Regions from separate parts of the Homo sapiens genome. Here region 2 is linked to region 1. Evidence: read pairs that join two places in POLR2A ChIA-PET (ENCODE). Cell type or tissue: GM12878. All regions are shown on one strand. Links, peaks and the distances in the headings refer to the core of each region. The heading gives the core; the rest is flanking DNA.

Evidence for each region. ChIA-PET counts read pairs that join two places held together with the same protein. Peaks named below come from ENCODE experiments on the same cell type or tissue, not always from the same donor. Only the 100,000 strongest peaks of a DNase experiment are listed, where the experiment ranks them.
Region 2: POLR2A ChIA-PET joins it to region 1 with 18 read pairs; 3 of 35 experiments call an interaction of 5 or more read pairs at or near these places.

What each region holds. Positions count from the first base shown.
Region 1 is chr1:233,618,990-233,621,906 of GRCh38, forward strand. All of the region lies in intron 1 of KCNK1 (potassium two pore domain channel subfamily K member 1), which reads left to right. Among named protein-coding and RNA genes, the nearest start is that of MIR4427, 3.7 kb to the right of the region's middle. In GM12878, for the core only: no CTCF peak of the experiment used is centred there; a DNase peak (open chromatin) is centred at 1,302.
Region 2 is chr1:233,451,614-233,454,530 of GRCh38, forward strand. No RefSeq gene overlaps it. Among named protein-coding and RNA genes, the nearest start is that of MAP3K21, 130 kb to the left of the region's middle. In GM12878, for the core only: no CTCF peak of the experiment used is centred there; no DNase peak of the experiment used is centred there.

The DNA of each region.
Region 1 (2,917 bases), core at 118-2,617:
TGTGACAGCTCAGTTCCTGTTCCTTTTTGTTTATTTTTATTTTTTGGAGATAGGGTCTCGCTCTCTCACTCAGTCTGGAGTGCAGTGACACTATCGTGGGTCACTTCAGCCTCTAACTCCTGGGCTTAGTTGATCCTCCCACTTCAGCCTCCTGAGGAGCTGGGACTACAGGCGCACACCACCGCACCTGGCCAATTTTTTTTTCATTTTTCTTTGGAGAGCGTGGTCTTGCTTTGTTGCCTGGGTTGGTCTCAAACTTGTTGCCTTAAGCTGTCTCCCACCTCAGCCTCTCAAAGTGCTGGGATTACAGGCATGAGCCACCATGCCTGGCCCCTGTTCCTGCCATTGGTAACCCTGGTGCCTTTAGCCAGGATGCTGCTTTATCCCTATTTATGAAGAGATGCATTGAAACTCTAGTTAAAGTGTTCAGTAAGTGAACTTAATTGGGCTTGGTGTACAGTGGCTTTTGATTAAGGCAGGTAGGGAGCTGCTACAACATAGGTAGTTTTCAAATAAAGAAGATGGGAAGAGGCAGTGGGGGATGCTGGACTGATCCTTAGTTGTCAAATTATTTTCAGTAGTACAAATGTGTTGTTACCATCAACAAATACTTGTTGCGCTTTTAGAATAGAGTGAAGTGGGCCAGACACGGTGGCTTATGCCTGTAATCCCAGCACTTTGGGAAGCCGAGGCAGGTGGATCACGCAGTCAGGAGTTCAAGACCAGCCTGGCCAACACGGTGAAACCCCATCTGTACTAAAAATACCAAAATTAGCCAGGCGTGGTGGTGCACACCTGTAATCCCAGCTACTCGGGAGGCTAAGGCAGGAGAATTGCTTGAACCTGGGAGGTGGAGATTGCAGTGAGCCAAGATCACGCCACTGCACACCAACCTGGGCAGCAGAGCGAGACTCCTCCGTCTAAGCGAGGGGGGCGGGGGGGCGGGGGGGCAGGGGGGTGAAGAGTAGAACGAAGTGGGCGAACTAGGGCCCCTGGACCTAATCTAGCCCACCACCTGTTTTTGTACTGCCTGAGCTAAGAATGGCTTTATATTTTCAAATGGTTGGGACAAAAAAAAAGAAAAAGAAAAAGAATGTTTTCTGACACAGTCAAGTTTTATGAAAATCAAATTTCATTGTCCATAAACACAGTTTTATTGGTGTGCAGCCACACCTGTTTGCTTCTGTATCATTTATGACTGCTTAGCGGCTAAGGTGGCAGAGTTGAATAGTTGAACAGAAACCATGTGGCCACAAAACCTAAAATATTTACTGTCTCACAAAAAAAGTTTGCTGACATCTGCTTCAGAATGATACTTGAAAGGTACGCTAAGAGTATTCTGAATATTTCACTTTCTTCTGGGAAACTTTGTGTAAGAAAGTTCAGCTTCTCAGACTTCTTTGTGCTGTTGTTCTAAGTGGTATGCAACATTGAATAAATTATGTATCACCACCAACCACTTTCAAAACAAATGTTTATTTCAGATGCCACTTACTTGTGATCCAATTTGTGTCACTGCTTTTTTTTTCCTTTAATGATGACAGTCTACACTTCACATTGTGATTATCTTATCTAAAATGTGCAATAAATACTAAATTATATCTACTATAGAATTTACATAAAATTAAACAAGCAAACTCTGTATTAGCCAGAAGAGAGATCCAAAATCCCATATTCTGATGTTTGTGCTCTGTATTCACAGGTCTTGATTTTGAGCCTTTACATTTAATTCTAGAAGTTTTAATTATCTGGTTTTCAAGCCTATAATATAAGAAATTACAGAGGGAAAGGCACAGCTATGGGGAAATAGACATGGCAGGTTATAAAAAGATAAATAGTTAAAAAATTCCAAACTAAAATTTTATTTTAAAATAACATCTTTATTGAACCCTTTATATGTGCCAGGCAATGTTTACACATATTCATTTCCATGCATTGCAATAAACTGATGAGATATAGGTATCATTGTCTTCACTTTACAGAGGATGAAACGGAAATTAATAGGTTGAACAACTTCTCTACTTAGGTCCCAAAGCCGGAAGTGACATGGTCTTAATTTGAATGCAGTTATGTCTAAGAACCTGAGCTTTAATAGCATCTGGGCATCAGACCTTGTTATGGGCCAAATCGTCTCCCTCAAGTTCTTATGTCGAAGTTCTACCCTCAGTATTTCAAAATGTGACTGTATTTATAGATAACATCTTTAAGGAGGTGATTAAGATAAAATGAGGCCACAGTGAGAAGGTGGCCATCTGCAAGCCAAGAGAGGCCTCAGAAGAAATGAAGCTTGCAGACACATTGATCTTGAACTTGAAGCCTCCAGAACTTTGAGAAAATAAATTTCTGTTGTTTAAGCCACCCACTGGTGATATTTTGTTAAGGCAGCCCTAGCAAACTAATATAGAGGTACATGATAGTTTTTATTTAGTTGCACAAAACCCATACAAATAGTGGAGGACAAGAGACAGAATCTTTTAAGTCTTTAGTCTTGCAACGAACAATTTTATATACCTGAATGGGATGTCATTGTTTTAGAGCGCAATATAGTAATCCACGTCCTTGAATCATCAAGAAAAATATCTCAACATGTTTCTACTTAAGAAGGCAGGGAAGTGTATAATAAATTCTAGAAACATTTCCACCCAATAATGGTCAAAGAGAAGAGATTCTTAGTGTTTAAATCTGTGAACTCATACCTGTCTATAAAACATACCAGTTTTTAGTATTTTGAAGGTTTGGGGTTTTTTTTTAACTATAAATTTGTTATTATCTATGCCTATTTTATAGCCCCTGGAAGATACTGCTACTATTATCAATAACGTGGAAGAAATGATGTCTTTCCTTTTATGACATAACTGTGAGTCCTATCAAGGACAGAATCTTTGATTGAACCAGTATCCTAAGGGAACTCTGGTGC
Region 2 (2,917 bases), core at 314-2,813, 170 kb before region 1:
ACAAGTACCTTTATCTTCAAGGTGTCCTCATTGTTATGTTAAAAAGCATTGCAAGTATCCACACTAGGAACATTACGATGAAGTCTGAGACTAAGAGAGGAGTCCACAGAGAAAAATCAGGTGCAGCGGGAGGCTGAAGGTCAGGGGATGGAGGTGGGGTGCTCCTAGCAGACGAGGGGAATGGGTATAGAATGGGTTGAGGAGGAATGTGGGAAAATGAGATTGATTTAAAGTGAGGACTAAACTCTGATCTTTTATTTTTTCTCTTGCCCAAATTGCTATCTAAGTGGTCTGGGGAGTCATGCCCTACAAATCATAACATCTCTTTAGATGGGATTTTATTAACCCTATATAATGTGGCTTACTTTCCAAGCTGATTCTGGTATAGCATCACATGACTGCAGATCATAAGATAAATCAAAATATTTTACCCTCAAATATATTTCTTTGACATATTTTGAAATGACTGCTGCAAGGCCAGCAGACTGAGGTAGGGAAAATTATTATCTATCAATAATCTCCATTAATGCAGCCATCTTTCCCTTTTCTATGTCTTTCCCAGATCTAGGAGAGATTGAGAGTCTGACACTTTTAAAAGTCTGAAAAGAAACATGTACCATCAGTTCTCTCTGAGGGCCACCACCTATGAGGCTTCACCTACATAATAAGAACCTTGGCCCCCACAACCTCCTTACCTTAACTCAGGCATTCCTTTCTCCTAATTTCAAGCCTTTAAACAATAGCTTAACTCTTTCAACCAATTGTCAACTAAAGATTTCCTAAAACTCACCTATGCCTTGCAAACTTCTGCTTAGGTGTCCTGCCTTTTTCGACCAAACCAAAGTATGTCTTCCACATACTGATTTGTGGTTTTACCTGAAATTCCCATCTCCTTGTAATGTATAAAACCAGGTCATAACCTGACCACTTTGGGGACACTTTCTCAGAACTTCTTGAGATTGTGTAGTCCAGGCCTCTGTCACTCATACTGGCTTAGAATAAACCTCTTTAAATACATTTTGGCAGAATTTGTTTTTTCCATCATCAAAAGTAGAGGAGGTATAAGCAGACAGGGAGGATCTCCAGCAATTATAGAAATTTAATCGATTTGAGCAATCAGCCTGTTTTACAGCTTCCTGCCCTGCAGTCTGTTTCTTCCTAAGTCCAGTGTGGAATGCAGTCACCTACTTGGTGAAAACCAGCTCCTGACAGATTCCAGCAATTTACAGACAAACCTAAGTGAAGTTTCCTCATTACCATGCTAAAGTCTCCACTCCAGGGAGGAGCTATAGCTTCATTATCATAACATGCAACATATGTGATGGCTCAATGACTCACTGTGGCTGTGCCACTGGGACACCTCCTCCACATGCAATGACACACCCTCCCCCCTCTCCATCTCCCCATAAGACCCTCCTGTCACTTTCCTTCCTGGAGACACTGGCTTGGAGCATACCCCAGCATCCTCCTGTGAACGAAAAATAAAATTCTAAGCTCCCACAACCAACTGGATGGACCCCTCTTGGCCAAGGGTATTCCAAAGTTAACCTGAAACACCAGTTGAGGCTGTGATGGGGATGGGTGATTGGACTTGCCTCATTATACTCTCCTCTCTTTGGAATTTAGGTACAAATGACCAGCATTAACATTAAAACAGAGACTTTAAAAAGGAGACTCTGTAGCAATTAGAAACCAACATGAAAAATAACAGTCCCTGAAAGAAATCAAAGCATTTTACCCCAAAATATATTTTTTGATATACTTTGAAATGTCCCTGCAAAGATGTCTTTTGTGGGGAAAAATCTACATTCTGTAAAGAATCCCCTTCCCTTTCCAGGTCTTTTTCCTGATCCAGAAGCAAATTAAGAGTCTGGTACCTTTTTAAGTCTGATAACAAGCATTTACAATCTATTCTTTCTGAGGCCTGCTACCTGGAAGCTTCATCTGCAAAATAAGAACTTTGGTCTCCACAACCCCTTATCTTAATCCAGACACTCCCTTCTATTGATTCCAGGTCTTTTGACACACTCTTTCAACCAATTGTCCATCAGAAAATCTTTGAGTCCACCTATGACCTGAAAGCCTCTGCTTAGAGTTGTTCCACCTTTCCTGACCAAACCAGGTCTTGATTGATATCTTATGTCTCCCTAAAATCAAGCTGCAGCCAGACCACCTTGGGTACATGTTCTGAGGACCTCCCGAGGCTGTGTCATGGGTGTGTCCCCAACCTTGGCAAAATAAACTTCCAAATTGATTGAGACCTGTCTCAGACACTTTTTGGTTTATACTCCTTACTTGTACCAAGTAATAATTATCCTATGGGGCCAGGTGCAGTGGCTCATGCCTGTTATCCCAGCACTTTTGGAGGCCAAGGTGAAAGAATCACTTGAGCCTAGGAGGTCAAGGCTTCAGTGAACTAGTTTGCACCACTGCACTCTAACCTGGGTGACAGAATTAGACCTCCTTTCAAACAAACAAACAAACAATTGATTTAAAAAAACCCTGCATTCTCTTAAGGAGGCATTTGTTACTTGCCAGGCAAATGAACCCCGGTTTTTTTTTTGGGTAACAGAGGGAGTCAATCAAGAGGCTACCAAGCAATGAAGCAGGTTAGGGCTTGGATTGATGGCCAGACAGAATGCAAAGGTTTTGCTTTCCTATTCAACCAGCCTTAGGAGGGGTCTGGAGTCACTGGCTCACTGGCAATCTGGCATTTTGAGGCCTGGGGGAGTTCTGAACTGGGGCAGGCATTGACGATACAGGCCACCTGGTCACAGCGCACCTGAGTGGTGGAAACACGGGGGAAGCCGAGTATCTTTGAGGGAAAGTCAGACATAGAGTGGGTGGCTCAGGACCTGCAGATCCTTACTGAATCCTGACTGATAATTAAAAATGATCATAAATTCTTTGCCATTCC